Regions from separate parts of the Homo sapiens genome. Here all the other regions are linked to region 2. The links are chromatin contacts, found by Hi-C in ENCODE. All regions are on one chromosome and are shown on one strand. Each heading gives the region's core, a stretch centred on a gene start or an enhancer-like site at or near the end of the contact. The rest is flanking DNA. Distances are from core to core; before and after follow the strand shown.

Evidence for each region. Hi-C counts contacts between places; a loop is a spot of excess contacts on that map. Pooled maps may share reads with other maps.
Region 1: a map of CD8-positive, alpha-beta T cell shows a loop between it and region 2 (17-fold over the local background). The contact joins the promoter of CAMK2D here to the promoter of SNHG8 in region 2. A Hi-C loop is called at or near these places in 5 of 168 maps with a recorded cell type or tissue (CD4-positive, alpha-beta T cell, CD4-positive, alpha-beta memory T cell, CD8-positive, alpha-beta T cell and 1 more), 2 of 37 single-sample maps with no recorded cell type and 18 of 50 pooled maps.
Region 3: a loop to region 2 is called in a map of B cell, with 13 times the contacts of the local background. The contact joins the promoter of UGT8 here to the promoter of SNHG8 in region 2. A Hi-C loop is called at or near these places in 1 of 168 maps with a recorded cell type or tissue (B cell), 3 of 37 single-sample maps with no recorded cell type and 3 of 50 pooled maps.
Region 4: a map of CD8-positive, alpha-beta T cell shows a loop between it and region 2 (13-fold over the local background). The contact joins the promoter of AFG2A here to the promoter of SNHG8 in region 2. A Hi-C loop is called at or near these places in 3 of 168 maps with a recorded cell type or tissue (CD8-positive, alpha-beta T cell and naive thymus-derived CD4-positive, alpha-beta T cell) and 9 of 50 pooled maps.
Region 5: a loop to region 2 is called in a map of CD4-positive, alpha-beta memory T cell, with 11 times the contacts of the local background. The contact joins the enhancer-like site here to the promoter of SNHG8 in region 2. A Hi-C loop is called at or near these places in 2 of 168 maps with a recorded cell type or tissue (CD4-positive, alpha-beta memory T cell and naive thymus-derived CD4-positive, alpha-beta T cell) and 6 of 50 pooled maps.
Region 6: a map of B cell shows a loop between it and region 2 (11-fold over the local background). The contact joins the promoter of BBS12 here to the promoter of SNHG8 in region 2. A Hi-C loop is called at or near these places in 1 of 168 maps with a recorded cell type or tissue (B cell), 1 of 37 single-sample maps with no recorded cell type and 10 of 50 pooled maps.
Region 7: a map of CD8-positive, alpha-beta T cell shows a loop between it and region 2 (15-fold over the local background). The contact joins the promoter of CCNA2 here to the promoter of SNHG8 in region 2. A Hi-C loop is called at or near these places in 1 of 168 maps with a recorded cell type or tissue (CD8-positive, alpha-beta T cell), 1 of 37 single-sample maps with no recorded cell type and 10 of 50 pooled maps.

The regions. Positions count from the first base shown.
Region 1 is chr4:113,759,309-113,763,518 of GRCh38, forward strand. It overlaps CAMK2D (calcium/calmodulin dependent protein kinase II delta), which reads right to left and starts at 2,430. Exons shown (of 21, transcript NM_001321571.2): 1 at 1,696-2,430; 2 at 12-106. The coding sequence starts at 1,760. RefSeq lists a silencer at 2,217-2,626 and enhancers at 2,620-3,158, 3,159-3,697.
Region 2 is chr4:118,276,408-118,280,428 of GRCh38, forward strand. SNHG8 (small nucleolar RNA host gene 8) reads left to right here and starts at 2,355. Exons shown (of 3, transcript NR_034011.1): 1 at 2,355-2,385; 2 at 2,982-3,024; 3 at 3,217-3,416. It overlaps SNORA24 (small nucleolar RNA, H/ACA box 24), which reads left to right and starts at 2,783; the gene lies at 2,783-2,913. PRSS12 (serine protease 12) reads right to left here. Exons shown (of 13, transcript NM_003619.4): 13 at 3,631-4,021. RefSeq lists an enhancer at 1,883-2,062 and a silencer at 2,133-2,182.
Region 3 is chr4:114,597,451-114,601,603 of GRCh38, forward strand. UGT8 (UDP glycosyltransferase 8) reads left to right here and starts at 1,357. Exons shown (of 6, transcript NM_001128174.3): 1 at 1,357-1,524.
Region 4 is chr4:122,920,796-122,924,953 of GRCh38, forward strand. AFG2A (AAA ATPase AFG2A) reads left to right here and starts at 2,283. Exons shown (of 16, transcript NM_145207.3): 1 at 2,283-2,510. The coding sequence starts at 2,348. NUDT6 (nudix hydrolase 6) reads right to left here and starts at 1,802. Exons shown (of 5, transcript NM_007083.5): 1 at 1,540-1,802. The coding sequence starts at 1,777. RefSeq lists enhancers at 1,946-2,482, 2,275-2,644.
Region 5 is chr4:113,898,379-113,902,270 of GRCh38, forward strand. It overlaps ARSJ (arylsulfatase family member J), which reads right to left. Exons shown (of 2, transcript NM_024590.4): 2 at 1,906-3,892. Among named protein-coding and RNA genes, the nearest start is that of ARSJ, 79 kb to the right of the region's middle. Within about 2 kb of position 1,358, at least 5 of the 41 ENCODE cell types and tissues checked have a DNase peak (open chromatin) inside an H3K27ac peak, as active enhancers do.
Region 6 is chr4:122,731,160-122,735,039 of GRCh38, forward strand. It overlaps BBS12 (Bardet-Biedl syndrome 12), which reads left to right and starts at 1,545. Exons shown (of 2, transcript NM_152618.3): 1 at 1,545-1,725. It also overlaps the pseudogene CETN4P. RefSeq lists a silencer at 1,215-1,434 and an enhancer at 1,795-2,004.
Region 7 is chr4:121,821,993-121,826,253 of GRCh38, forward strand. CCNA2 (cyclin A2) reads right to left here and starts at 1,891. Exons shown (of 8, transcript NM_001237.5): 1 at 1,424-1,891; 2 at 411-654. The coding sequence starts at 1,636. It overlaps BBS7 (Bardet-Biedl syndrome 7), which reads right to left. Exons shown (of 19, transcript NM_176824.3): 19 at 2,337-4,001. The coding sequence ends at 3,868. RefSeq lists enhancers at 1,430-1,479, 1,670-1,739.

The sequences.
Region 1 (4,210 bases), core at 1,180-3,679, 4.5 Mb before region 2:
AAAATACCCACCCCTAGCAGAAAGCTTTTTGGTGTTGATAATTTTGGCAGCATATTCTTGTCCAGTAGGAATTTTCATACATCTTCTCACCACTGAGAATGCCCCCCTGGAAACCAATAATTAGCAGGTCATTAATATAACAGATATAATATTTCATTAAAAATTTATAAAATCTGAGCATTTTTATTGATTTTAGTGGATTGCCAGTGAAGTACAGTAATATCCAGTAAATGAACAATTCTTCCTGGAAACCCAGACTTTCTTTAATGTTGAAGAATAAAAGTAAATTTTATTTAACTGGGAGCACACATTATTAATCAACAAAATGAAAGGAACTGCCAATTATGACCGCTCTTGTTTGCACAAGAAATTTGAAAACATTTTACAGTTCACACTCACAGCACCAAATGCTCTGAGAAAAACCCTGCACAGAACAGAGCAGACGAGGAGCAGCAAAAAAATCTGCTGCCTACTTATTTTGGTAGGAAACAAAAAATTAATGTGGTTCCAAGTAAGTAAACATGACGATTATTTTCATTAAAATATAAATCTTGAGCACATTAGTGTGGTTTAACAAATCCTGGTATGGTGATTTCTCTATGCCTTGTTTTGGACTGGGGGAGGGGAGAGATTTGAATTAAGCTGCTCTTCCGACATATTCTCCATGTTTTAACACCAGACAATATATACATATGTAATTTTTATTACTTTTAAAAATATTTACCTTTCCTTTAATTACAGTATAAACCAACAACATACATATAAACGCACTCCTTTCATAAAAGTAACAGTCGAAACTAGTGAAAGAGGAATTGGGTTTGGGTTCCATGCTACAAAAATCAGCATTCACGGCTTGGCCCCTAGGTCCCTTTGCATAAGTCCTCAGTAGGTCTCCTGCCTCCTTCCCTAACATCTCCAAGTAGTTCTGCCAGTCGGGTGAAGGAGGTGGTTTTACACAATGCTAGGCTACGCTTAAGAGCGCTCTCAGTCTCCAGAGGGCTTTTCCGTTGCCTGTATAAATAAATCCTCCCAGAGAACGCAAAGATGCACACGTAAATCCTAGGAAGAATGATGGTGAGCGGTAATCTGGTGCAAAGAACAACACTGGATATAGGGCAAGGGGTTGGGTTCTGTTGGGTGGCCCTTTTCCTGGACAGAACAACTACTGGATGCGAAATAGACTCTATGCCAAGTTGAACTTTCGGCATCAATAAATATGGCACCGTCTGAGGCTGTGAGTTCTCATCAGTACCTGGGTCATACGGCCGACACGCCGGCTAACCAGGAGGCATCTCTATTTACAGAAAACATGATCTATGTTGCATTTTACATGGGTTCTAATTTCCTCTCCAAACACACATTACACACAGGCGCGCGCGCACACTTCTCAGGATGATAGCTACAACTGCAGAGATCGTAAATTCACTAAGTCTCTCAGTGCAGGAGGGTGGGGGACCGGGAGAAGGTGGGCTAGGGACCATCAAAATGAGCCACAGTTGGAGTAAGGGTCCTACCCCTTCTGTGCTCCCTCCCTTTATTAAGACAGCACCTTCCCCAGAGCTGACAAACCAGGGGCCCTCCTCCCATTCCTCTCCCAAACTCCCTCGCCCCAAGACGGAGGCCGGTGGGTCGGGGGCAACGCGACCCGCCCTCAGCTGGAAAGGGGATATGCGGATGCCGGGCAAAGGTGCTTACTTTCCAAGCTCCTCGAAAAGCTGATACTCGTCCGTGAACCTGGTGCAGGTTGTGGTCGAAGCCATCCTCGGTCCGGGCTGTGCCCTGGCTGGGAGCGCGACGGACCAGAAGCGAGCAGACGCGCGGCTAACCCCGGGACTGGCCCCGCGGCGCTGTCACCCAGGGCCGCTCTTACTTTCCTGGTCCGAAAGTAGCTCGCCCGCGAGGGAGTGTGCGCAGGGGCGGGGCGGGAGGGGAGATGACCAGAAAGGGTGGCGTGGGGTCTCCTCCCCACAGTCCGCCGATCCTCCTCCTCCTGCGGGCCTCGCTTCCTTCTTCTCCACTGGACGCTCCACCCGCCCCTTTTCCAGTCCCTGTCCCCAAATGCAGGGGGTAAAGTACTCAAGAAGAGGGGGCCGGGAAATGGAAAAACAGCCAGGCACGGGACGAGTGGCAAGCAGTTGCGAAACGATCCGCACTGGAGCAGGAGGAGTAGAAGCAGAGGGGAGGGAGTCCGAGGGGGCGGAGGTGGAGTGCAGCGGGGCCGAGGCCGCGGAGCCCAGAGCGGACAGCCTGAGCCCAGCGGCCGCTGTCAGCAGGCTCAGGCGCGGGGCGCGCCGGGGCTCCGACGAGCGTGCGCGCCCGAGGCCGGCTTCCCTCCGGCGGGCGGCAGCGGCTCCGGCGAAGCGAGGCACCTTGGCGGCCTCGCGCTGCTCACGAGCCCGCGCGGCTTCAAGACGGCGCGGCGAGAGAAAGAGCGCTCGGCTCAGGCGAAGCCTCTTCTGCCGTCCCCAGGCCTCCGTCTCCTCCTCCGGCGCCTCCTCCCGCCGCTCCCTCCGCCTGCCAGCACCCCCTCCCTGGCGAAGCCCCCTCCTCGCTGGTCCCACACCTCCCTCTAGCGACTCCAAGCCTGTCCCTTCGTGGATCTCTCGCACTCCCTCCTTTGGTTGCACACACGAGCACACCAGTCTAGGGAGAAACCAGGTGGGTGGAGGAGGATGTGCGGGGGAGAAGACTGGAGGTTTGGGTGAATGAGGCGAGAAGTCACAGTTACCCATTTAAACCCGCACAGAGAAGGCTGCCTCAATCTGGGGCTGACTGAGCGGGAAGATGCAGGGCAACTCGAGGATGGCCCGGGGCAGCCGCCCTGGGTCGCGGAAGCCCACGCCCCTGTTTTGGGCGCCGGGCAGCAGGGACTTCTCCAGGCCGGTTCCCGGGCCACGACACCCGGTGGGCCGAGCAAGGGAGAGCAACCACTTCATCTCCACGCCGCTCAGAGTTGACACAGCAGGGGCCGGATGTGGGCTGTTCACTGCTCTCAGAGAAGGGTCCCAACCCTTCCCACAGCCACCAGCGACTGTCGGGGCAAAACCCAGCCTCAGCAGGGTTCACTGCGTCGCCAGCTCCCCAGAACCGGGCGCAGGTTTTCTCCCTCCCCCGCAGCCCCTTCTGCAAGGGGCAATGACGGCCCCTGAGCCACATTACACTTGCCACCTCCAGGCCCACCTCCCCCGCTGTTTTCCAGGATGGTGGCTGAGACTCTGGCAATCCCCAAAGGCCTTTGCTTTGGCTGTGAACGTTAAAAGAATGAAAGCAAAAACTCCGCCGCACAACCACACCTTCCCTTCCCTTCTGAGTAACTCCCCTGCAACCTCAGTAAGTTCTGATAGTAAGGCGAATTCTCGCGATATTTCCCACTCTGGCGGTCAGGGGGAGGTAGTAGGAAGGCTGGGTGTCGGTCACGCGACCCGGCGGGGGCTGACGTCATTCACATCACGTGAACACGTCTAGACTGTTTCGCTTTGCAAAGGGAAAAAAGAAAAGGGGCCGTCGTGTGTGCTTTTGCTTTCAGCCAGATAGTGGCAATTGAGTGCACTCCGTAAATGGCTATCTGGAAAAACCATTTAGCAGTTCAAGAATGTGTCCTTCCCTTTAGCATATCTGCCATTGTTTTCAGTAGGAGGAAAAAAAAAGTATGCATTACGATTTAAAATAGATAAACTGCTGCCGATTGCTAGAACAACTTCTGGGCCCTCTTTCCAGTTCTCCTTAATGAAACTATGCAATTGCAAATTTAGCCGCAGACCAAAAACAGCGTTATGGACGGTCTTTTTCAAATTACTGCCAATTGTTCTACAGCACGGGACTATAAAAACCTTGCAATCCTATTGCTAATTTGCTCGTGGTATTACTTCATAGACAAAATTTCACAGCTGAAAGATAAAAGATAATTTGCAGACACAAGAGAATCTAAGATTTAAAGGCGCTGCTGCTTGCTCCCAAAGACTGCTATTAATTAATGTTACTTTGTGGTCATAGATAATCCTAATTCCTTTTTTCCTGATCTGGGGAACGCTTCTGCCAATGAGTGAGCTTTTTACTGAAGTACTAAAAATGTTCACAAATTTTAACGTTTATTACAACAAAATTGAAGTTCGTATGTGTTTTGATTCCCAGCCGTAAAAGGCAAGAAATAACTGTGTAAAATGTAGTGCTATAGAAAAAGATGATACCAAGAACTGCATAAAAGAAACAT
Region 2 (4,021 bases), core at 1,105-3,604:
CAAGCCTTCAGATGGCTGCAATGCCAGTCAACATCCTGACTGCAACCTCACAAGATACACTGAGCCAGTTAAGCTGCTCTTAGATTCCTGACCAACAAAAACTATTTGAGATAGTAAGTGCTTATTTTTTTTTAAGCTACTAGGCTTTAGGCTAATTTGATATACAGCAATCGATAACTAATACATTGGTTGATACAAAAATATATCAAATACTGAAAATAAAGGATAGGGAAAAATAAGAACTAATTTCTTTGCTTTGAACTTTGAATGATTTGGAAAACATTGTAATGGCACTAACTGTAAGTTACTCAATTATATTCTCAAGTCTTGAGGCAAAGGCCATGTCTGCTCAATAAACATTTGCTGGAGTCTAGTAAATGTTTAACAACTGAACAAGATGTTCAGAACTGACAAGAATATTTTAATATAGATAGGAGGGAACGTCCATCTCCTCTCTTTTGGACACTATGCTTTTTTTTTAACACTAGATCATACTGCAATACACTATACTTTTATTACTGCAGCAAAACCAATTTTTACAGCAGAAGTATCACGCTGCTAGTATACACTGGAAGTTTAGATTTGCTAAGTGTTTTAAGATAGAAATAAGTCCACAGGTTATTTCCTCACTATATTTTCTCCTATTCATCTCAGCATTCATATGACAGATGTGCCATTCTATGTTAAATTTTTCTGATGACTACCAGTTTCAACACTAAACCACAAAAGGAAAAAAGATATAGTGCAGGGAAAAGCATTGTTGAAGAATAAATATTCTATAATGAACTGTTCACTCCATGTATCAAAAGCAGAACTGAAATGTTACCTAGCCATCATTTGATCAGTTCTAACAGGTTCACCTTGCATTCTATCTTTAAAATCCTTAGGCTGGGCGCAGTGGCTTGCACCTGCAATCCTAGCACTTTGGGAGGCCGAGGAAAGAGGATTACTTGAGCCCAGGAGCACAGGAGATCAGCCTGAGGGCAATATAGTGAGGGCTTGTCTTTCAAAAAAAAAAAACCTTAAAAAAAAAGTAGCCAAGTGGTGGCACACGCCTAGCAGGAGGCTCGCTTGAGCCTAGGAGGTGGAGGTTGCACTGAGCCAAGATCATGCCACTGCACTCCAGGCTAGGCAACAGAGCAAGAATGTTTCTAAATAAATAAATACATAAAATAAAATCCTTAAGCCAATCTTCATTTACCAACCAATTTTTAATTCTTTTATTTGTTACCACATTGTCTCTCCTGAATATCCAAAGGCTCAAAGCCTTGGTTTGAATGCAGCTAAATTCATTGGGTTTGATCTCAAGTCAAACTTAGAAATACTGTCATCTCAGCCACAAATTTCACACTAAAGTAGATAGAAACCACTACTAAATCACTACTTTGTCTTAAAATGAAAGTATAATAGACTGTAAGGTTATAATTGCTTTTTTAAGTTAAACTTTGTTTTACATTTACAGAAAATTTGCAAAAATGGAGTCCCCACACCCCCTTCATCCAATTTCCCCTACCATTAATATCTTACAATACCATGGTATATCTGTCACAATAAAGAAATCGGTATTGGCACTATTACCTAAATTCCACACTTTGTTCAGATTCGCTAGTTTTCCATTAATGTCCTTTTTCTGCTGGAGATCCCAGCCAGGATACCACATTACATTTAATCATTATGCATCATTTTCTCTGGCATAATAGTTTCTCAGACTTTTCTTGTTTTTGAGTAGTGATTAGGTAATTTGTAAAATGCTAACCAGCGATCTCAGCTCACCATAACTTCCGCCTCTCGGGCTCAAGAGATTCTCCCACCTCAACCTCCCGAGTAGCCGGGACTACAGGCGTTCACCACCACACCAGGCTAATTTTTGTATTTTTAGTAGAAACGGGGTTTCGCCATGTTAGCCAGGCTGGTCTCCAACTCCTAACCTCAAGTGATCCGCCCGCCTCGGCCTCCCAAAGTGCTGGGATCACAGACGTGAGCCACCGCGTTCGGCCCCTTTTTCTAATATTGTCTAAAATAAGTATCCTAAACAGGAAATACCAAAAAAATCCCCCTCGCTTTCGTGACCTACACCGGTAAGCGTCAGGATCTTTCGCTATGCGAGAACCTTTTGGCTCTCGTATGTGCGCATGCGTCTGGATCCGGAGCCAGGTGACCCGCTCAGACGTGGACCATGTGCGGGGGAGGGGGGAAAGGAGCCGCGAAGGGGGTGGTAGACGGAACAGGTGGAGCCGCGGCGGGGCTAGGCGGGGCGGGGAGTGAAACAGCATAGGCTCCGCCCCTCGCGGCGCTTCCCCCGGAATAGCGTCATCAGTTCTATAAGAGAGCGTGTGCCGAAGGCCTCGGCCTTTCACATTCGGGAAGCGTCGGGATTAGGTGAAAGTACGTAGTTGTCTTTCGTAAGTTAAAATGATAATTGGGCCGAAACTTACTGCCTTACCTAAAAGGCAGCGCAGTCAGGATATTGGTAGGTCGGGGGCGGCTTTGGAAACCCTTAAGTTTACAAGCATGCGCGGACTTGAGTGCTCATTAGGTCGCCGGGCGTCCACGTGCAGCCCTGGACCCTGAACCCCGGCGTGCGTGGGCCGTGGGCCCTCGGGGAAAGGTTCCGTGCACTCGGGGACTCCGGTGAAGCCTGTTCAGCCGTCTGTGTCATGTGGCCATCTTGAGTCTACTCTGTCGCTCTTGTGCCCTAGCACCCCGAGAACCGTCAGTTTGAGCCAGATGGTGAGTAATAACCTGTAGCAGTTTGGTTGCTGGTTAATTCTGGATTGTGAATCTCCATGTATCTTTGGGACCTGTCAGCCGTGGCAGTCTCCCTTCCTAGCCATGGAAGAGCATATCCTTGTTTATTGGCAAAGCTGTCACCATTTAATTGGTATCAGATTCTGACTTGCACAAGTAACATTCACTGTTAAAAACCTAGAGGGTGCCGGGTTATTGGGCAAAATTTCTAAACCGTTGTTCAATGTTTCTAGGAAGCTGAGCTGAACACATTACGATGGATGATGGAAACATAAGGTACATTTCTTTTTTGATATTTCTGAGTTAATCTGAAACGCCTTAGCGGCAGGACGTTGGAAAGCTAAAGTTGGCCCGTTTTGCTGGCTTTTGTAGTTTGAGTTAACAACCAACTGAATTAGCTGATAAGATCTCAAAACAGTGAGGTAAGTACACAGCTCGGAGTTTTATAATGCTTTTTTTCTCTTGCAGACTATCAAGAAATCCAAGTGGTAATGGGCGAAGTTTATTCAGCATCCGGCAATGGACTTATCGTAGTTGGGGAAACGGGTGTTCCGAATAATATCCTGGAAGTTATCAGGACACCTATTTTAAATATAGGCCTGAATTTTGTAAAGTAATATTTAAGGTGGTCCGTGATAATTAAATAAAATGCTTAATTCATGTGGCTACTCATTGTTCCTTGACTGAGTGATTAATAGACGGAAAGGTAGTTAATAGCATAATACCTCCTATTTAGTGTTACACGCTCATGTGGAAGTAGTGTGAGTACAGTTCTAAGGTAATTGCAGCCTTTGTGAAAAATGTAAAATATAAAAATTACCAGGCTACCCCCAAGGGAGACAGCAGACTCTTTTTAAACCATACAAAAATTTAAGGCAGTTATACAAGGTGGAAAATTATGTATTTATTTACACAAATATGCACAGAACACTTGTATCTTTCAAAAGTCACACTTAAGACATAGTAAAAGCATGTTGTATGAACCATGTATTCTTAAGGATTGAGCAAACTGCAGGCTGCTTGCTGCCTTTTAGGTTTGCTAGTCCCTGATCTACTTGAAACAGATGTTGCTTGCCCCAACACTAGTTTAATTATAAGGGCAGCCTGTGAGAAAGTTTCAATAGACATTTTTCTCACCTATATTGCACGTTTTTCTGAAGCCCTTGTGCAAGTGTGTGTGCCATGTGTAGTTCTATTTACATATAAACGCTACTTTAAAAGTTTATCAAAATCATGAGTTTTTACAAAAGTTTTTAATGCTCTTCTGCATTAT
Region 3 (4,153 bases), core at 107-2,606, 3.7 Mb before region 2:
CATATGGATTTTACAATAACAGCAGTGTATATTAGTTTTTTAATTTATCATTAACTGATAACATATACAGTAAAATATAATTTCCGTTTTCTTATCTAAGGGCAGAAAATCCCAACCTATTTCTGAATCTCACTTTGGAACAAGGACAGAATGACCTGACATGGCATTTTTGATTTCCAACGTTTAAACGCATAACGTTTGTGTGCTATGGAAGCATCTTAGCTTCTGGAATTTATGCTCGACACGAAACATAAACAATAAACAATTCAGTCCACGTTATATAGACATATCTCATATATATATGAGATATATATATATAAAATATCTTACGCACATGCACACTTAGACTTTCTCGGTTTTCATGAAACTCACAATCTACCTCAGGCGCTCAAAGGCACTCGGCCTCTCAGGTCTGAGGCACCACAGAGAGGCTTCCTTGGGCACAGTTGCTTGCTGGTCAAGACGCCAACTTGGCAAGGTTATGCTGCTGGCAAAGGCAGATTCGTCAGAATAAAGTCGCCACAGGCTCAACCAGGCAAATCATGAATGGCCCTTTCAGCAGGAGCCTGAGAGGAGGGATGTTATTCAGCCCAGCAACCCTATTTACTTTTTTTCAGGATCCCCAAACTCGCGTTTTTTAAGGCTTTCCGCTACAAGAGAGCCAGAATTGAAGCCTGGGTTGGCGGCAGTGCAGGTACCTGCTCACCTAAGCATCCCTCTTTTAATTTTCCTAACTCCTCCACCCACTTGCCCAAGTATAACTTTTGAATGGATTCAGCAGAAGTGAGGCAGGAAAGGCAGGAAGATGAGAAAAGGCGCGACATCAACACGCAGAGCTCACTGAGCCGCCTTGATGATAAAAGGCGGGCACAGGGACTACGTGGGTGGTGGCAGAAAGGGCGCGGGACACGCCTCGCAAAGAGGGAAGAGTGGGCGGGGCCACGTGCCGTTGTCAGAGTTCGCAACTCGAGCGCCCAGAGGGCTCGCGAAAAGTCCCAGCCTGCAAGCCAACCTCGCTCAGCGGACGACTGGCCGGATCCCAACGCGCTGCCCCTTGCCCAGCCTGCGAGCGCGTGGTACGAAGGCGCGTCTGCATCCATGCCCCAGCCCGGGGAGCTGGAGGCGCTCGCAGTCAGAGGCGAGTGATGCTAGGCTGAGCGCGTGGCGGCCCGTGTCGTGCCCCGCTGAGCCAAGTGCGGAAGGGCAGCGGCGCGCTCCGACTCTGCTCGCCGCACGCAGGGCGGGGCGCGGCTGGGGGGCGGGGGGCCTGGCCGCCCGCTGGGAGCTGCGGACGAGCAGGCGCGCTGAGGACCCGAGGGAGGACACGGTTAAAGCATTGCTATCAACTGTGAACCCAGAGAGCCCTCCTTAGCCAACACGCTAACTCCGAAGCCTCCCTTACGCCCCCGAACCACCGAAGGCGGCGACACCTGATTCAGCGCACAAACACAGGTCCCTTCTGTCCCGGATACAATTACGCGGCAGACACACACTCAAACTCGCGCGGGGCAGCCAAGAGACGAGGTGAGCGGAGGGACCACGCCGTTCCAGAGGGCGGAAGGGGGGGCGGTCTGGGTGGAGGAGAGGGGCGTTGTTTGCTCCCTGAGGTGAGTGCCGGGCGAATGGCTGCTGTCCAGGGGCGGGGGGGTGGGAATTAGAAAGCACAGACAGGGTTGGGCTGAGGAAGTTAGAAGTGGTTAGTGGGGGTTGGCGGGGTAGGGAGAAAGGCTAGGGGTTGAGGGGGTGTGAAGGAGATCTTTTTAGGCTGGCCCCTCATAGCGCCCGCGATCCTGTTTCTGCCATATGGCATCCGTTCGAGGGTTCTCTCGCGTTTGTGCGCTCAAGGCAGAGGGAGGGTATAACGGGGAGGCGATTCGGCCGAGGACCTTGTACTTGACCCCTGAAGGGATGGGCACCGCGGAGCCCAGAGGCCAGAGCCAGCTGCCAGGGCAGGGATGGAGGTGGGGGACCAGGAGGAGCTTCGGGACCTCTTCAACTCCCCTTTACTCCGTCTTCCCCCTAAGGAGGAACAAGAGCGGGATGTGTTGGGGGTGGGGAATGTCTTGGGGCTGTACAAGCTCGCTGAGACTTTTCGGGGCCCGCCGTTTCCGCGTGCCCGCGCGACTCTCGACAATGGACAGTGTACAGTGGTGGCAGGGTTTCACGGGTCCCCGCGCCGATTTGGGAATGGTACGGGGTGCCCTTGCATTAGAGAAGCCTGTGCGGGCCCCCGGGATTAGAGAAGAGGTGAGCGCCTGCGGGCGGGGAGAGAAGGACGCGCTGCTGGCAAAAAGAAGGGCGCCTTCCATGGACTGGAGGAGCGGCGAGGGAGCCTGGTATGTGTGTTTTGGATTTGAAGGAGGCAAACCGCATCGGAGAGTGCAAGTAGATGCAGTGCGTCGGGGCAAAAGGACAATCTGAGGAGGTGGGCGGGGTACCCAATCTCTATATACAAGCTTTCTGGTTTAATTGAGGGTTTATAAAATTGAGTACGGTAAACCTGCCATTGTGCAGCACTTCCTTAGGAAAGGAATAGCCTCTGTACCTGTACCGCGAGTTCCCATCACCTTTCAGCATCTAGGCGGGGAGAGGAGAGAAGGTAGAGAACTTCTGAGAGAGTTCTGAGAACTAACGCGAATGGCTGGATTGCGCTAACTAGGCGTTCTTAGCAGGAAAATGTCGCCAAGGGAAGGAGTGGGTGGCGGTATCAAACCAGGCGTGCTCTGGAGAATCACCTTTATTATGAGCCAGTGTTAGCAGTGACGATAGAGTCTTTTATTTCTGGGGATCCTATTGGTAAAAATTAGAAAAAAACCACACTACTCCAAATACTCCAAAAATCTTCAGTCCCCTCAGGCTGTCACCTTGTACTACCAGTTTTTCAGTATCAATGACGTGAATGTTAGGGAGTTTGGCTAGATGCCAAATTGTTATCATTTCTGATAATTTCATGTTCAAAAACGTCTATATTCACTCAAAATTGGCGTGCTTCTGACATATCCCCAGAAAAAAATCACCACCATTTGAAGGAAGGATAGAAAGTGCCCTTTTTTCTTTTCTTTTTTAAAAACTTTTATTTTAGGTTTTGGGGTACATGTGAAGGGTTGTTACATAGGTAAACACATGTCACAGGGGTTTGTTTTACATATTATTTCATCACTCAGTTATTAAGCCCAGTACCCAATGGTTATCTTTAACCAATATTTTAATAGTGTTAAGAGTAACCATACTTTGTCCCCAGGAGATTTTAAAATTAGAGTCATGCATCTTAATATTATATGGTAAAGGAGACCAGAACTTTGTGTTACTTGAATTAAATCTTAGCCAGCTTAGTTTTCTCCTATAGAAACTGTCTCTTGGTGGTTTGAGGTTTTGCTTTAGGAATGTGTCTGTGTTCAGCAACTCTTCTAGATAATGCCAGAGAAAAACACTCTAGTATTGTATGATTTGCCTGCCACCTACAAGGTTAAGTTGACATCTAGTGTTGTGTGACTTAGTATTATACAAGTCTTTAAAAACTACAATAAAGCATAGTGCCCCGATATTTAGTAAAGGCTTGATACTCTATTAGGAGGTTGGGCATAACTGAACAGAAACTATACTTCTGACTTTTTCCAGGTAATACTACTATACAGGTTCAAACTCTTTTTAAATCTAAGATTTCCAGAGGACTATGCTTGTTGTATTTAAGCTTGGTACGCGTCTTAGAATAAATAAACCAATGCAGTAAATAAAGATGCTTATGACAATTTTTTTGGATAAAAACTACTTTTCGTTTAAAGATTTTGACAGTTTACATTTCCCAATAATTTAAATTAAAACATTTTATTGCACCTTATGAACAACTATCAGCTTCATTACCATTTAAATATTGCTAAAAATCCCATCTTCAATCCTCAAATCCTTTTTAAAATCATGCACCTGTTTATCAAATAATATCAATTTGTTGCTTTTTAATTCATACTAGGATTTTCCAACATACACCTGGGAATTTCTAAGATATCCTTGGAGAGTGAGAACTTTGATTATTTATGCAAGATATAGTATCTCATTTATTTGACCTCATCTGCATTGGTACTTATTTACATAAGCACATTTTCTCGGTAGCTGACTCTTCACACCGTTTATTACTGAAACTTAAAAAAAAAGAGCC
Region 4 (4,158 bases), core at 1,033-3,532, 4.6 Mb after region 2:
AGCGGGCTTGTCAGCAATTACTAGCAAGTAGGAGAGAAAATAATGTGAAGAGGTAAGAAGTCTGGGAATGAGGATGAGTAAACATTGAAATAACTAGCTCAATTATATTTACAGATATGCTTCTTGCCATATTGCTCAATAGGATAAAGATTATTTTGAGTTTCCAGTGTGAGAGATTTTTCCATAGTTGAATTTGCATGCTATGCCTTCAATTAGATTATAAAACCCTCAGAGGCCGTTTGAAAAACTGCTGCACCACTAAATCGACTTCTTCCAAAGTGAAGGCTCCTCCATCCAAGCTTTCTTATCATTGGGCTCAAGGTTGAAAGCCAGTAAAAAGTTTTCTTATTGAAGACTGAAACCACCCACCACCGTCCCTGGTTAATCATAAAAGAAGCGTTATTCTAAAAAACTCCAGTTCTCGCTGAGACAGCTGTTGACCCAATTTGTATACAAATGTGACACTCTGAACCTCTCTGGTTTAGTATTTGATAGCCCAACAGGGTGACTATATTCAATAAAGATTCAGGCTGGGTGCAGTGGCTCCTGCCTGTAATCCCAGCACTTTGAGGGGCCAAGGCGGGAGAATCAGTTGAGCCCGGGAGACTGAGACCAGCCTGGGCAACACAGTGAGACACCGTTTCTAGAAAAAATAGAAAAAAGCCAGATGCGCGCCTGTAGTCCTAGCTACCCAGGAGGCTGAGGTGGGAGGATTGCTTGAGCTCAGGGGTTGGAGGCTGCAGTGAACCCTGATCCTACCACTGCACTCTAGCCTGGGAGACAGAATGATACCCTCTCTCAAAAAAAAAAAAAAAAAAAAAAACAAACTGTACATTTAAAAATAACTAAGAGTAACTGGATTATGGTTGAATGCTTGTGGTGATGAGTATCTCATTTACCCTGATGTAATTATTACACATTTATACCTCTATCAAAATAGCTCATATACCCCATAAACATACACACCTACTATGGACCCACAAAAATTAAAAATAAAAAAGAAAAGCCTCTTTGGTCCACTCAGTCCACCACCCGTATTAGAATGTAAGAGTTTTTTTCCTTGGGAAAAGTGTCCGACAGAACCAAGGCTCGGTAAAGGATACTAATAATGTAATAATATAATATTAACAAACATCTACTGAGCTTTAAATACGTGGCAGGCACTGTGCTGTGCACTTTATGTGCATTATCCAAATTAACTCTCAGTAATTCCAGGAGTTCTTATCACCGGGGTCTGTGGAAGAGGAAATGGTGGTTTACGGCAATTTCCGAATGTCGCACAGTAGAAAGTGGACCAGCAACCAGGGTTGCAGATCCCAAAGTCCGGGATCTTCACCATTTCACCCAACCGCCTTAGAGACCTCCCAGCAAAAGGTCTAAGCACGAATGCTCCAGAAAACAGGTCCAGGTCACGCGTGCCTTCTCCCTTTCCCTCTGGGCTCGACAGTGGTGCACAGAGCGACTAGGGAGTGGGGGCCGCGGTTATTTCATTAGAAAAGCTCTGGAGCCCCGGGAGCCCTTCGTCCCAGGCGCACTTGCCCTGCAAGCCCTTCTGGAAGGCGGCAGCGTCCAGGCGGTCCAGCGCATCGAGCCGCGCCAGGCGCACCGAGATGCCCCCGAATCTGTCCAGCTCGCCCTGCAGATCGCACGCTCCAACTGGCGGATTCCGCACGTAACCCTGTGCGCCCGAGGCCCAGCGGTAACCCGCCGAAGGCCCGGGGCCGTAGGTTCGGGCAAGCATCGCGCGCCAGCGGCCCCAGCTCAGTGGCTGCCGCATCTCCACGCCGCTTAATTCGTCCGTTGCCCAAATGACCCCTCCGCGCTCCAGAGCGGAGATCGCGGCCGTACATTTTAGAAGAGTGCCATCAATACCCTCAGAGTTGAGCTGGGGTTACCACTCTGCAGAGCTATGCCAAGGAGACCGCGAAGTGGTCCACCAGCCCTTCTCAGCAATTTGCCCCGCTCCAGTTAAGCGGGGAAAACCTCCTCCCCCACCGCCACTCACTTATTTTGTTTGGTAGTTTAATTCAACAGACGTTGGTTTAGGGATGGGGAAGCCGGGAGGAGATGCAAAAACGTCCTGTTTTTCAGGAATTTACAATCTAAGTGGCAGTTCCGTTCCTGGAACCTATCTTCTTTCACAGATGCCGTTACAGCTGTTTCAAAGACTGCTGGTTTTGAAAACGCTCAGTCCCTCCCACCACGCTGTGCACTGCTGCGCTCCACTCAGGGGATTACGGCGCAGGGGCGGACCCTCGCTGACTTCTGCCCCGGAAGTTTTTCTCTCAGTTGAAGCGCGCACATTGAGTCGGCTTTTCTACTGCTTCGGCTAGGGTACCTTGTGACCATGTCTTCCAAGAAGAATAGAAAGCGGTTGAACCAAAGCGCGGAAAATGGTTCGTCCTTGCCCTCTGCTGCTTCCTCTTGTGCGGAGGCACGGGCTCCTTCTGCTGGATCAGACTTCGCGGCAACCTCCGGGACTCTGACGGTGACCAACTTATTAGAAAAGGGTAAAGAATTCCGGGTGGGAGACTAGAGGCCGAGGGGGCGCAACCTGAGGGGCGGGAGACTCAGTGATACTGACTTGGGGTGCAGAGACTTTTGAAAGTTGGGCGTGGCATGGGTCTGAGAGCGGCACAGAAGCGTGTAAGACTTCTGTATGTAAGAAGCATGCAAACGTAGCCGCGCCTGCACTGGAGAAGTTAGGCTGAAATGGTTTATCCGTGTCCAAGGTTTCTCTTTTGTAAATTATTTTGAATTTTTAAGTTGCACTTGAAACGCTTTGTCTCATTTAACATTAACGACACATTTAATTGCAAAATTGTTCATAACTAGCGAACATGGGATACTTATCCTAAAAAACTAAATAACCAATTCAGTAAAAATGTGGATCACTCTGCCTTTAGGAGTGATGATAGCATTTTCTTCCAGTACTACGCAGGTTATGATATTTAATAACTGCTAGTAACTGCACACTAGTGTTAGCAGTATATATAGCTCATCTAATTTCTACAGAAGCCGTGACCGATGGGTATAGTAATGACAGTTTTATAGAGGGAGGAAAGTTAACGTGATTCCATTCAGGCTACACAGGTGCTAAGTGGCAGAGCCGATATTTGAGTCCAGATGTGTTTGACTTAAAAGCCATTCCTAGATGACAGCTCCTTTGATTTGGGAGAACGTATTTATACTGAAAAGTCTTATAAATTGAATTAAAAATTGAAAATTTATATTTGATGTGTAATAGCTTTGAAAAATGGACCAGACTAGTGGCAAAAACTTTTATGTCTAATCAGACCTTAAAGACAATTTAGAGTTCACATGGTATTTTCACTCTGCCTTAGGTATCAGAGGACAACTTGTTCTGTCCTGAAGGTTCAACTTGTTTTTGAACTAGATCCTTCCCATTGACATGTAAACATGCTCATTTCTCTTCCATCTTAAATCAGAACAAAAGCTCCACATTTTCTTCCTGCAACCGTCTCTCTATCCATTGCCAAGCTTCTTAAATGGAGTGGTCTCTGCCGCCTCACCACTTACATACTCTCCCTAGCCTATTCCTCTTTGACTTCCACCCCATCATTCCATGGAAACTGTTCCTGGTGTGGTCTCCGAGCATCTCCGTGTTGATAAACCTTACGTGACCACAGCAACTTTTGGTATTGTTGACCATTCCCTCCTTCTCGAAACACTTAACTTCTTATGTGTTGTCAAACTTGCCTGGTTTTCTTCATCTTTGTTGATGTTTCATCATTTTTCTTTGCAGGCTCGTCCTCTTCCCTTGACCATTAAATGTTGAAGTTCGTCAATTCTTAGTCCAAAACCTTTTTTTTCCTCTCAATAAATCCTGTCTCCTTGGCAAGTTCATCCAGTGCCCAGAGTTTCCCATCTATAGTCTCTTCAGTGTCAGATTTATATTTGTAAATCTTTTGTTTTTGCGCCTTGATGTGGTTGCCTTTTAGCCAAATGCTTCTCAAGCTCTCTGTGGTGAAGACTTTAAAATTTATAATAGGTCACAGATCAGCACTTTTCTAAAATACAGTAAAAATGATTTTCTAGAAAAATAAGGAAAAATTTTTATTAAACAGATGTGAAATTACTCTGTAAATTTCAATAAAAGCTTCTATATACTTATTCTCCTGTTTTGTACTTGTCATG
Region 5 (3,892 bases), core at 108-2,607, 4.4 Mb before region 2:
ACATCCCGATGCACACCATTACATGGGGCACTTAACAAATGCTGAAAGAATGGATGGATAAACTTGGTGTAGAATGAATCCTCCCCTTATCCTGATCTACTCTTTTTTCACACTACTTTATATGGTATATAATGTTATAATTAGTTATGTTTATTATTTATTGTCTGCTTCACTCAGCTAGAAGATAACCTGCCCAAGGGTAAGAATTTTTATTCATTTCATACACTGATATATCCCAAGATCCTAGAACATTGCCTGAGAGAGTAAGATTCAGCAAGTATTTGTTGAATGAATGAATGAATTCTATGAAGTCATTGTATGAAGAAACAATTTAGCTATTAGTTTACCATAGAGGAATTGTGCTGCTTTTGGCAAGGAAATTTTTTCCTGCCAACATCACACATTCTGCTACTGACAAATTCACAATTTGTATGTTCAAAAATGGTATGAATAAAATGCTTAGGAAGCTGATCCTGATGCAAAATTCATGTGCCTTAGAAAATCAAGAAACACCTGCACTTGAAAATACATAGCATTTTTAGTTATATTAGCTTAAACCTGGAAACAACCCAAGTGTCCATTAACATGTGAAAAGATAAAAAATGGCATATCTATATAATAAAATACTGTTCAGTAATATAAAGAAATAATGTGGAGATGTGCGCACTAATATGGTATATTCTCAGAGAGGAATGTTGAAAGTACAAAAAAGTATTATTATTCAACTATCAATGACAGTGTTCCTCTGTTCTTAAGAATTTTAAAAGGGGTCTGGTCAAGAAAACAAAAATATCCATTCAATTTTTAGAAAAAAGGAAGAAAGAGTATGTAAAAACAGATGAAACAAGTTCTTTAGTTAGACTTGAAATTTGACAGACCTGAGGTAGATGTTTTCACTGGCTGAAAGGTACTACAAATATTTTTGTTGTTGATGTTTTCATTGGAAAAAAGTTTTTATATCCCTTCTCAACCCAGAAACATAGCCATATTCAAAAATTATTTTCTGACAAAGCTAATGAGAGTTTCTTTTGAAACCCTAAGAAAGATCAGAGGTTTAAAAGAGGTGCAGTTGACACTTGAAAGAACCACAGGCAGCCTAGAAACACATCCTGAAGATCACAGTTTAGGAAGCTAACACCTGAGAATGAATTCCTCATATTAACATGGCATCAGTGATTAGGGCACAAAACTCAAGGACACAGTGTTTTCCTTCCTGGCCATCTTGAAATCCCTAGTGATTTGCTGCCAGCATTTTTAGAAACATTTTTGTTCATGACTTATACATGACTATTAGATTATATTTTAATTTCTTGAGGGCAAGACACTGAGACTTCTTGTAAACCACATCCTGCCTAGAGCCCTGGGCAGGTGGCAGGTACTCTCTAAAACAGTGATCAACATCCATGAAGCCATTTCCAGTAGAACACTGTGGGCTAAATTATTTTCACTGAGAAGATTATAATCATTTATAGAGAACTTAGAATTACATCACAATAGGTGATGCCTACTGGTATTTCTTAATCCTAATTTGCCTCTTTGCTTCTTTTTTTGTCTTTCTAGGAACTTCTAGAAGATTCTATGTTTACACTATGTTTCCAATAACAGTATAGTTCCTCAGAACCCTAGTCCTGTGCATTGTGCCACAGACAGCAGTTTTGTGGTGAAATTATGAAATACTGTATAACATTTTCCTTCTGTCAGGGTTACAATACAAGCTAAGATTTTAAAAACTCCTCTAAAAGAAAAACCTGCATTAAAGTGACTCCTTTGACGTTCTTTAACCCAGCATCTCCCAAACTTACTTTCTTCAGAACTCTTTTTTAGTGTAAAGATGTCTATTTTTAAAAAATGTATAAGATGCCATCTATTTTAAGACATGTCATTTATGTGCCACCAGGAAAGAAAAACATGAACAATATGCCTTTATTTTTAAGACTCATTTAAAAGATACTGTCGACAAAACACAAACTTTAGGAAATACAACTTTACACTATAAAATAAAATGGAGCCATATATTCTAGAAATAAAATGTTAAAATTAAAATCATTTAAATCATCTTACCCAATTTAGTAATTTCAGTACTAGATTATAGATTCTTTTATACATTTTCAGAAACTGTGAGCTGTGATATAAATGGATTATATCACAGTCCTTTGAGTTGTGATATAAATGGATTATATCACAGTCCTTTGAGCTGTGATGTAAATGTATTTAATGGTATGCTGTCATACCACCACACACATTTTCAGATCACAGTTATAACTTCAAAGATCATAATTCTAGCTATCTGTGACTTTTCAAGTGTATACTGTAAGCTTCAAGGCCTCTGCATTAGGAGAGGGCACTTCAAAGAAAACACCAGGGTCTACAGGATCCACACCAATCTATGCTCATTGATGACCCATGATAAACTTCATTACTGATAATACTCCTTTAATTCTCCTCATGACGTTTGCATGTGGGGTTTCCAAGCAAGGTTACCTACTCCAGGCAGGATCCGTATCTTCCATTTCTCTGTATCTCCCCACAGTGTCCACTTTGTATAAGAGTAAGTTTATTACTTTTAATGGGAAAAACCGCAACTAGTTTTGCACCAACCTAATATAAATGTTAGTTATTATTATGGGAAAATCTTTCTCCATGTCATAGCCAAGGGGAAGCATCTATCTGTAAAATCATATTATATTACTGTGGTTGTTAGCAAACCATTCCTTCAATTGCCTATTAGTAAAGATTTTTATTTTTTAGGACCAATGATACAATTTTAGCTAGAAGTTAGATCAGAAAAGCCACAGTAAATTTTCTAGTGCCATAAAGTAAATCATTTTAATAATTAAGATACATAAATAGTTTATGATAGAAACAATAAAGTTGTCTCAACTCTGCACAAACATTGAATTTCCAAGTAATTTGTAAGGAATATATTCATCTTATTACATTCAAAATCTTGGTTGAACAATGACGATTATAAAGTTTTCTGAATGATGTTTTTTATAGTCTGAATTCACACAGTATTACATTAATTTATAGTATTACAGTGCTTGGTAATTTGAAGAAATGAAATAAAATTATTCTAATGGTATGCAGGAAATAAAAATAAAATAAAGTCATTTGCATAACTTTTTATAAAAACAACAAAATATTTTTCTGTAAAAATAAATTAGGTTTTTTATACTGAAATGTTCTTCTAGTAAAGTGTTTAGAAAATAGTTACATTCATTGTGGGCAGTGTGCTCAAACATTCTTATTTGCCATTCCCTCACGCATGGTAAAATGAGGTGCAAGCTGTTCACATGTGAGAAAAACAGCTTTTCACAGGAAAAGAAACATATATATATATATAAAATAGAATTAATTAAAAAACCCAAGTGTCATATGACAGACATACAAAAATTCACCAAGAAAATATATTCTTCAAGGCCTTTGAGGTGACACAATCTTTGACTGTAATTTATCAAAGGTAGTTTTAATCATGCTACCCTGTAACTTCCATCAAATTAGCATGCTTGCGGATGGTATACCCTGTAACTTCCATCAAATTAGCATGCTTGCGGATGGTAGGTTATTGTTCTCCTCCTATAATTCAAAGCAGTGTTTGGTCAGTTGACTGAAGCACAGCAGTGGAACTCAGGACTCACCACGTTTTCTAAAGGAGCAAGAGAAATAAACATCTCCACTCTCTCTAAGTGTGGCTTGCAAGAGTAGCACCTTGGCACTGAGCAGGACAGTTTTCAGTGTGGCGGCCAGGTGGCAGAAGTCTCTGGAGTGGCACAGCATGAAAACAAGCCTGACGCTTAGGCCAGCGATATTATCGAGCCAAATTTGCTGGTTTACCTAGGAAACAGATGAAAGATAAGAACTGATTAAAGTTTAACCAAACAGGAAATATTTG
Region 6 (3,880 bases), core at 295-2,794, 4.5 Mb after region 2:
GTCCAGAATGCATCTCTTATTAAACCTCATAATTCAGATCCGTTACCAAAAATGTAAGCTTCAAAATGGAAGGTTGTATCTTTCAATGCTCCTTAGAATAGTGCCTGGCAAAAATAGGCATTCAATATATGTTGCTGAATTAAAGGCTTCCAAATTCTGGCCCCATTCTCTCTATCCTGCAATATAGCCTCATTATTTCCTGACAAAAACCTCTTCTCCACATCATAGTCTTCTCATTACTACCCTGAAAACATATTTAATCTTGCTCTTCCTATCTCCCATCCTTAAAAACCTAGTTCTAATTGCTTCTCTATAAAACTTCTGATTGCTCCAGCCCTAAAATGTAGCAGGTTATTGCTAGTATTTCTTTGAAAAATAAAATCATAACTATATCATTTTTATACTCATAATGGCAAAAAAAAATCTTCAAAACTAATGGTGCCAATTCCTTCTTTATCAACTTCAGCTACCATTTTTTAAATTTCTTCTTTCTTTGGTTCAAATCCTAAGGCCCACACTGCAATCTGAAATAGGAAGAAAAGGAATTATAATATGCCATGATTTCTTTCTAAGCTTTTTAACTCCCTATTAAGAGCTTCTCTCTTTTCTATTATGGACTGAGCATAAACAGAAAATTAGGTCAGCAGGCCTGTGTTTCAGTCCTACTGTGCCATCATGTACATCACTGTTACACCCTGGGCTTTTGCCTACTCATTTATAAAACACAATTAAAATGCTTAACAAGATATCGTTTTGCTAATGCAGGGCAGGCATATGCACTGAAGAGACTTTATATTAAGCTTTCAGAAGACTACTTTTAAAGAAAGCCTTAAAGATTGCCACAAATAATATGGTTTTTAAAATGATTTAGAATTAGAAATAATTTCAGAACCTTCTTTTACATCGATGGTTCCAGACCCATCAATATCAAATAAATTAAAGGCGTCTTTAATTTCTTGCTTTTGGGATTCATTCAGTTCAATTTTTGCTGCTCTTTTCTTCCATTGGTCTGAACTTGTATGGTAGTTAGATGCCTGTAATACACACACATATGGGTGAAAGATAAATTATATAACTGGAATAGTTAGCAGAACCAGAATAATTGATGATAAACTATATTAAAGTACCTATTTCCTACTATAAAATGAATCTCAACAGGAGTAAGGAAGGAGTGCAGTTGCTGCCAGGGGCAGCCTTCCTTGCTCTGGCGGAAAAACTTCGGCCCCGGCCCCAGCAGAAGGTTACAGCTTCACACTCACCAGGTCCCCAGCCGGCAGCCGGCGCTCTCAGCCGGGACCTCCCGGCGTCACCTCCCGCAGCCCCGCCCAACCCAAGTCTTCACAGCTCACTGGCGGTTGCTAAGGCCGCTCTCACCGACCTCTCTCAGCCCCGCCCACCCAGCCTGAGTTATTGACATCCAGTTCATCCAATGGACAGAAAAAAAGGCCTTTAAACCAGCCCTTTCTCTCTACTCCCTACCAATAGCGTGACGTCCCCGCCTTTCGCAGCCCGGCGTTAAGCGGAACTTCTCTCTCCAGCTGTGTCTCTTAGCAACTAAGCCCCCGGCTCCTCCAGAAGCCCCTCTTCGCACATGCGCAAACTGCGGACGGGGAACTGGGCTCCCTAGCCCTGGCGTTTTTGGTGTTGCTGTCCCAGCCAGAATCGCGTCTGGCCGGTGGGAAGCCGGGAACTCCAGCCCCCTGTAGGAGAGGAGAAAGGAGCGAGGTTAGTAGTGAGGTGCTTCCGCTGACTGCTAAGCTAAGTCTTTCCTGAAGACGTGGGAGCCCGTGTGTTTGATTTTTCTGTCCTCTTCGGGCCAGGGAAAGAATGAGAATCTAGGGCCTGGAGGTCCTGGGGTGAATTGGTCCAGCATGTGGCTAGGAGTACTAGAGGAAGAGGGGACTGCCCTTTCTTTTTGCCGCTAGACTTTCCTCATTTTCTACAGTGCCTGGAGCTGGGCCTTCAGCCATTTACCTCCTCCCTGTTTTGGGCAGGGATTCTGGCATGGTAGACACCAGAATTCTGTATAGCAGTGGCATGGGGTAACAGTGTCGTTGGAGGGACGTGGGTATTGGGATAAGCATGGGTCTTGGGATGTATTTAAAGCTTCACTACATACATAGATAAACGTTTTTACATGTTTCGTGTAGCATTTGTTTACGAGGTAGGACTTTGGCCCCACCCATAATTACTATCGGACCCCGCCCTCCAACCCCAACACACACACACACACACACACACACACACACACACACACACACACACATCCAGCCATTTCCTTGGCCCAGTCCTAAGATTTGGCCAGTTGTCAACGATATCAACTTGATCTGCACTTCAGAGTCAGACACAGGTAGTCTGATTATCCAGTTGATTCAGTAACGGCCTAGATTTAGATACTTGTGAAACTTTTGTAAACCAACTCAATCTCTTGTCCAGAGGGCCAGATTTACTGCTTCTGCCCGTTCTGAATTTGGCCAGGAATCAGCTTAAAGGACAGGGGAGAAAGACTGAGGTAGGATGGACCACTGACTTCCTGGTGGGAATGAAGGAATGAGAGAATCTTAAAACTTCTAACCTTTAATTGCTCACACATGCGGACCCCTTTTATGCCTCCTACAATGTCTTCTCTAGAGGAAATATTTTCTAAAAATTATACTGGATTCTTCAAAAATGGATTCAGGAAGAATACTAACTTTAGTCTTTTTTTTTTTTTTTTTTTTTTTGTCTCACTTATCTTCCTGAAGGCAGGAGAGGAAAACAAGTGCAAAGTGCATTCTTGAAGCACTCTGTCAAATCACTTTTCATGCTTCATTGAGTAGAAACATGGCACATTTTCCAAAGCCATCAGCCTGTCTTGTTCATATTATATCCCAGACAGACACGCAAGTATTGTAATCATTGATAAAAATCTCATTAGGCTTCTGGAAAATAGGTAAGTTTATCCTCATATTGCAGGTGATTTTTCCATATAAAGTTACCCAGTGAAAATTAAAATGGCACAAATCCAAGATAATTTTTGAGTTAAGTAAAATGTGGTCACTTTAATATATGATTTTTCACGTCATTTATCTCACTTGGAAAGTTGCTCTTGATCAGTTTCAAGGTCATACACTTTTTTTTTTTTGAGACCGAGTCCTGCTCTGTCGCCCAGGCTGGAGTGCAGTGGCTCAATCCCGGCTCACTGCAAGCTCCACCTCCCGGGTTCTCGCCGTTCTTCTGCCTCAGCCTCCCGAATAGCTGGGAGTACAGGCGCCCGCCACCGCGCCCGGCTAATTTTTTTGTATTTTTAGTAGAGACGGAGTTTCACCGTATTAGCCAGGATGGTCTCCATCTCCTGACTTCATGATCCGCTCGCCTCGGCCTCTCAAAGTGCTGGGATTACAGGCGTGAGCAACTGCGCCCGGCCATATACTTCATTTTTAATACTAATATTAAAAGGATTTCTTAGACCCAGAAATGAATAGTGACCAAGTATATACTCAACCCAATCCTAATTTCGAGGATCTCTTGGATCATGTTTGATCTAATGACAATTAAATGGCGGAGTAGTATATTAACCTATTTTTATATCACTATGATTTAGGCTTTTATATTTGGAATATTTACTGCTAGTTAAAATGTTTTTTTAATTGTAGGCTCAGATTCCAACTCCCAGATCTTGAATAGGATGTAATTAGTTTTGAAAACTAGCTATTAACGAATCTAACTGCACTTTAGAACATTAATCATCATCATTATCCAGGAAAACATTAAACACATAGGCACTCTTAAATCTCCCAAATGTATTTAATGTTTTCTATATGTCATGCACTATGCCAACTACTGGGTGAGTTCGAAAGAAATAAAAATAGAATATAAAAGATGAATAACTAAGGAATCT
Region 7 (4,261 bases), core at 641-3,140, 3.5 Mb after region 2:
AAATTATAAAACTGGAAGAGACGTTATGTAATCACAATATTTAAGACTGCATCTTCAAATAGCACTAAGTGATATATAAGTGAGTTAAATAAAACTGAAATCTATTCTCCCAACCAAGAACACATTTATGGGATCAGATTAAAATAAGCATTTAAGATCTAATTATAATTAGATTGATGTGACTGGCAGTGAACCTGAAAGAGCACTGGATAAGGATCTTTTTGTATGTCACCAAGTCAAGTGTTAGCTGTGAGATCTGAGATAAGTCACATCCTTTCTAAGCCTTGTTACATTAAACCTAACTCACTATAGTCAAAATGACTACATAAGACATCTTAAAATGCAAATCATTAATATCATCTAATAATTATAATTACCGTAATTCCACACAGATTTTCCTTAAAACTTACCAAAACTACCATCCATTGGATAATCAAGAGGGACCAATGGTTTTCTGGGTCCAGGTAAACTAATGGCTGAATTAAAAGCCAGGGCATCTTCACGCTCTATTTTTTGAGATTCAGCTGGCTTCTTCTGAGCTTCTTTTTCTGCTTCATCCACATGAATGGTGAACGCAGGCTGTTTACTGTTTGCTTTCCAAGGAGGAACGGTGACATGCTCATCATTTACAGGAAGATCCTTAAGGGGTGCAACCTAAAAAAAAATTAATAACTGGCTTTGAGCCTACTAGTCTTGCATTCTTTCTCTTATGGGTGTTGGCCTTTGCTTTTTCTCCCAAATACTCTATCAGGAATTAAACTTTCTGGGACAAAGAAGAGTTTCAGTATTCAAAAGAGAAGGGATGTTCCCATTTGTCACAGGCATTCCCACAAAGGCTATCAATAGATAACACTAGGTGGAATTATGCAAAACTTATCAGGGCCACAAGAAGGGTCGGGTGACAGGCCAATACGTGACAAGTTTAGGAAAGACAGCAAAAAAATTGTTGGTTCACCACTGTCGCCCGAGGGTGGAGCAACAGAGCAAATCCGGCTAAAATGGCGGAATTTGCCAAAAGCAAAGTATTTTGTACACGCTTTTCTAAAGTAGAGGTCATCTCTTAAGCGTGAGGAGGATAGGGGTCAGAGTCCTACAGCAGTGCCTGGGGTTTAAAAGTGGAGAGAAAGGCGCGGAGCTGAGCGAAGACTACACGTTTTAGAGCTTGGTTTGACCCCATTATGTACAGGCAGATGCCCCCTATAGAGAGCAGACCGGCAGCATACACACAGTGTTGGCGGGGTCCTGATGCTAATATGGGAGAACTCCTACTGTGGCAAACCACACACCAGCACCAACTGCACTCCAGACCCTGGCCCCCTTCCAAAAGCCCAGGACATGCCTTCTCGCCACTCTTCTCTGCCTGCTAAGCCAATGCCAAACCCTGCTCGACCCACCCTCCTGCAGATATCCCGCATCCCTTTACCCGTCTCGTCTTCGGCCTCTGCTGCTGCGCTAGACCCCGCGGGTTCCCGGACTTCAGTACCGCCAGCGCGGCCCGGGTCCGCGGTTGTTGGACGGGCGCTGCCTTTTCCGGGTTGATATTCTCCTGGTCCTCTTGGAGCGCCGTCTGCTGCAATGCTAGCAGCGCCGAGCCCGCCTCGCGGGTCGCAGGCCCCGGCGCAGAGTTGCCCAACATCACTGCTCCCGGGAGTGGACGGCGGGATCAGCCTGCGGCGCCAAGCAGCGTGCACTCTGCCCAGCCGACCACTCGCACCGACCCGGCCAAAGAATAGTCGTAGCCGCCGGTCGCAGCCCAGGCCAGCCTACCAGCCCGCCCGCTCGCTCACCCAGCTCGAGACCACGCAGGGCCGAGGAGGTTGCGAAAGGCGCAGGCAGGCACTGCCCAGCGTGGCGAGCCAAAGACGCCCAGAGATGCAGCGAGCAGCCCGCCGGAGCGGCGGCTGTTCTTGCAGTTCAAGTATCCCGCGACTATTGAAATGGACCAATGAAAGCGCTCGCGGCCTTGACGTCATTCAAGGCGACAGGGTCGCAGGCGAGTGAAGGGTAAACCAAAGGAAACTGAGCAGGGGCGGGGCAGGAGGGAGAAACAAACTGGCTGGGGCGGGAGAAAACGCCTGCGCGGGGCGGGGAGAGGTAGGATTTAGGGCCCGACGCTTCCGATTATTTTAAGCTGAGCCACCTAGTGAGCGAGGCTGTCCGAAGGCTGACTCTAAGCCTTTTAGGGAATTAAACGGAATTAAACTTTGGCGACTATCATTTGGGTTGCCCAGCCTTTAGCTCTGGGACGTCTAGTTAGCTTAAGTGACTTTTTCCAAAGGTCTAAAATCTGGGGCACGTTTTTCAGTATCTCCGATTCTCCGTTTTCTTATGTGTTAATAGGGACTAATAACTACAGTCATATGGTTGTTAGGATTAAATAATGTGCATAAATTATTTAACACGGAGCTCACATAGTAATACAGTACTCAAGTGTCAAGACTGTAATGTCATCTTAACATTTAGGCGTTTATTCATAGTAACCAGAAATTGTGTTTTATGCTTTTTATTTTTCCTAATGAAGATGCAATTAATTTAAGATGGCACCTTGAACTACTGTTGATATATATAATAAATAGCAGTGCATTACAAAATATTCAAATACAGTCATTAATTTTTTTCTATTTTTCCCCAAGCTGTGGCAACCAACAAAAAACACAATGACGTTCTAGTGACCTAGATATAATTATGTTCCTTTCAGAAGTAAAGTTTTTTAAACATAGTAAAAACAATATGACCTTATTAAAATAAAACTCTCTTAACTATACGTGCCTTTAACAAATTTTTATATTTATATATAAATATAAGAATATACAAAGCTTGCACATAACTAATAAGTATAATAGCATATCATTAAGAAGCACTGTTTTCTAAAAAATTCGTGAGTCTGCCCTTCTTGAAACATAAAGCTTATTTTCCATTATCTGTATGCCATTTTAAAACCTTTCAATATTCCCTTGAAATTAATAAATATGAATTAAGATTAATGCACAAAACTTCTGTAGCCTTAATGTCATATATGATAAAAAGAGATCTAGAAGATACTAGTGTAGGAAAATCTAAGATGGCATCACTATTTCTGCACTCTTCACTTGAAGCACGCTGAATAGCTCCACTGGTTACAGCATGTCTAATTAAGATCCCCCGACTCTGTGTAAGCTCTTCTTATTTCCTGGCTACAATTTATAGCACTGAGCCAAGTCCAGCATTTCCACAAACTGCAGCAGAGTCATAAAACACTACCAAGCAAAAGGAATATCAGTTGCAAATCAATCCTATCTCCTAGAAAAAACAATTGGTAGGTTATTTCCACTAGCTGGCAACATACATAGTAACCAGGACACAAAGCAAGTACCAGTACTTGGGTTCTGGTCCCAGCTTTACAAAATATTAGCATGTCCTCTTAATCACAAAATTTCACTGAGAATCAGTTTTCTTATATGATTTGACAAATTTTACAACAGTTGTGAAGATCAAATAAGGTAATATATAAAAATACATTTTGAAGCCTATAAAGCGGTCTACATGTTTATGTGTTTATGTACCTTGTAATACATTTGAATATATTTTAATTTTCCACATATTACTTCTCAATTTAAAAATTAAAACAGCCACTTGCCAAAAATTCATTAAAATCCTATTTAAATCATTCTACTTGTGTTTTAAAAATAAAAAGACTCTTTTAGTTTTAGAAAGTTCAATTTGTCAAAAGAAATAGAAGCATTACTTTAAAAAGCCATTATATCTCAAATATTTTTAGATATAAAAAAGCATTTGAAATTAAAGTACATACACAGTTAACTTCTAATTCTCTTTTAACATTTTTCATTTAAACAGACCACTTCTTTGGGACTTTACCTTATTTGTATGTCATGCTGCATCGAAGAATGAAATCAATGCATTTTGGTCATAACTGTCCAGAATTTCCAATAGAAGGGGTACTTTAGTTTTTACATTGGTGCCTTTAAACTTAAATTTATCTATGAAAAGATCAGTGATCATGCCTTTAAAGAAAAAACATAAATTTCCTGTCAGTGATTAGTTATATTTAATGACACAGTATTTCACTAAAGTAATTGCTTGATAATCTATTTTTAAGCACCTGTAATTCCATGATTTAACATACACAAACCTAAAAGCCATGTTTTTAAAAATAGTCATTTTGGGGGGATTTTAAAACAAGTTTCAAGATATAAATCATCTGCCTAATAACCCTCTTAACAATTGATTACAAGCTATTAATTCAGACAATCAACTACTGGCC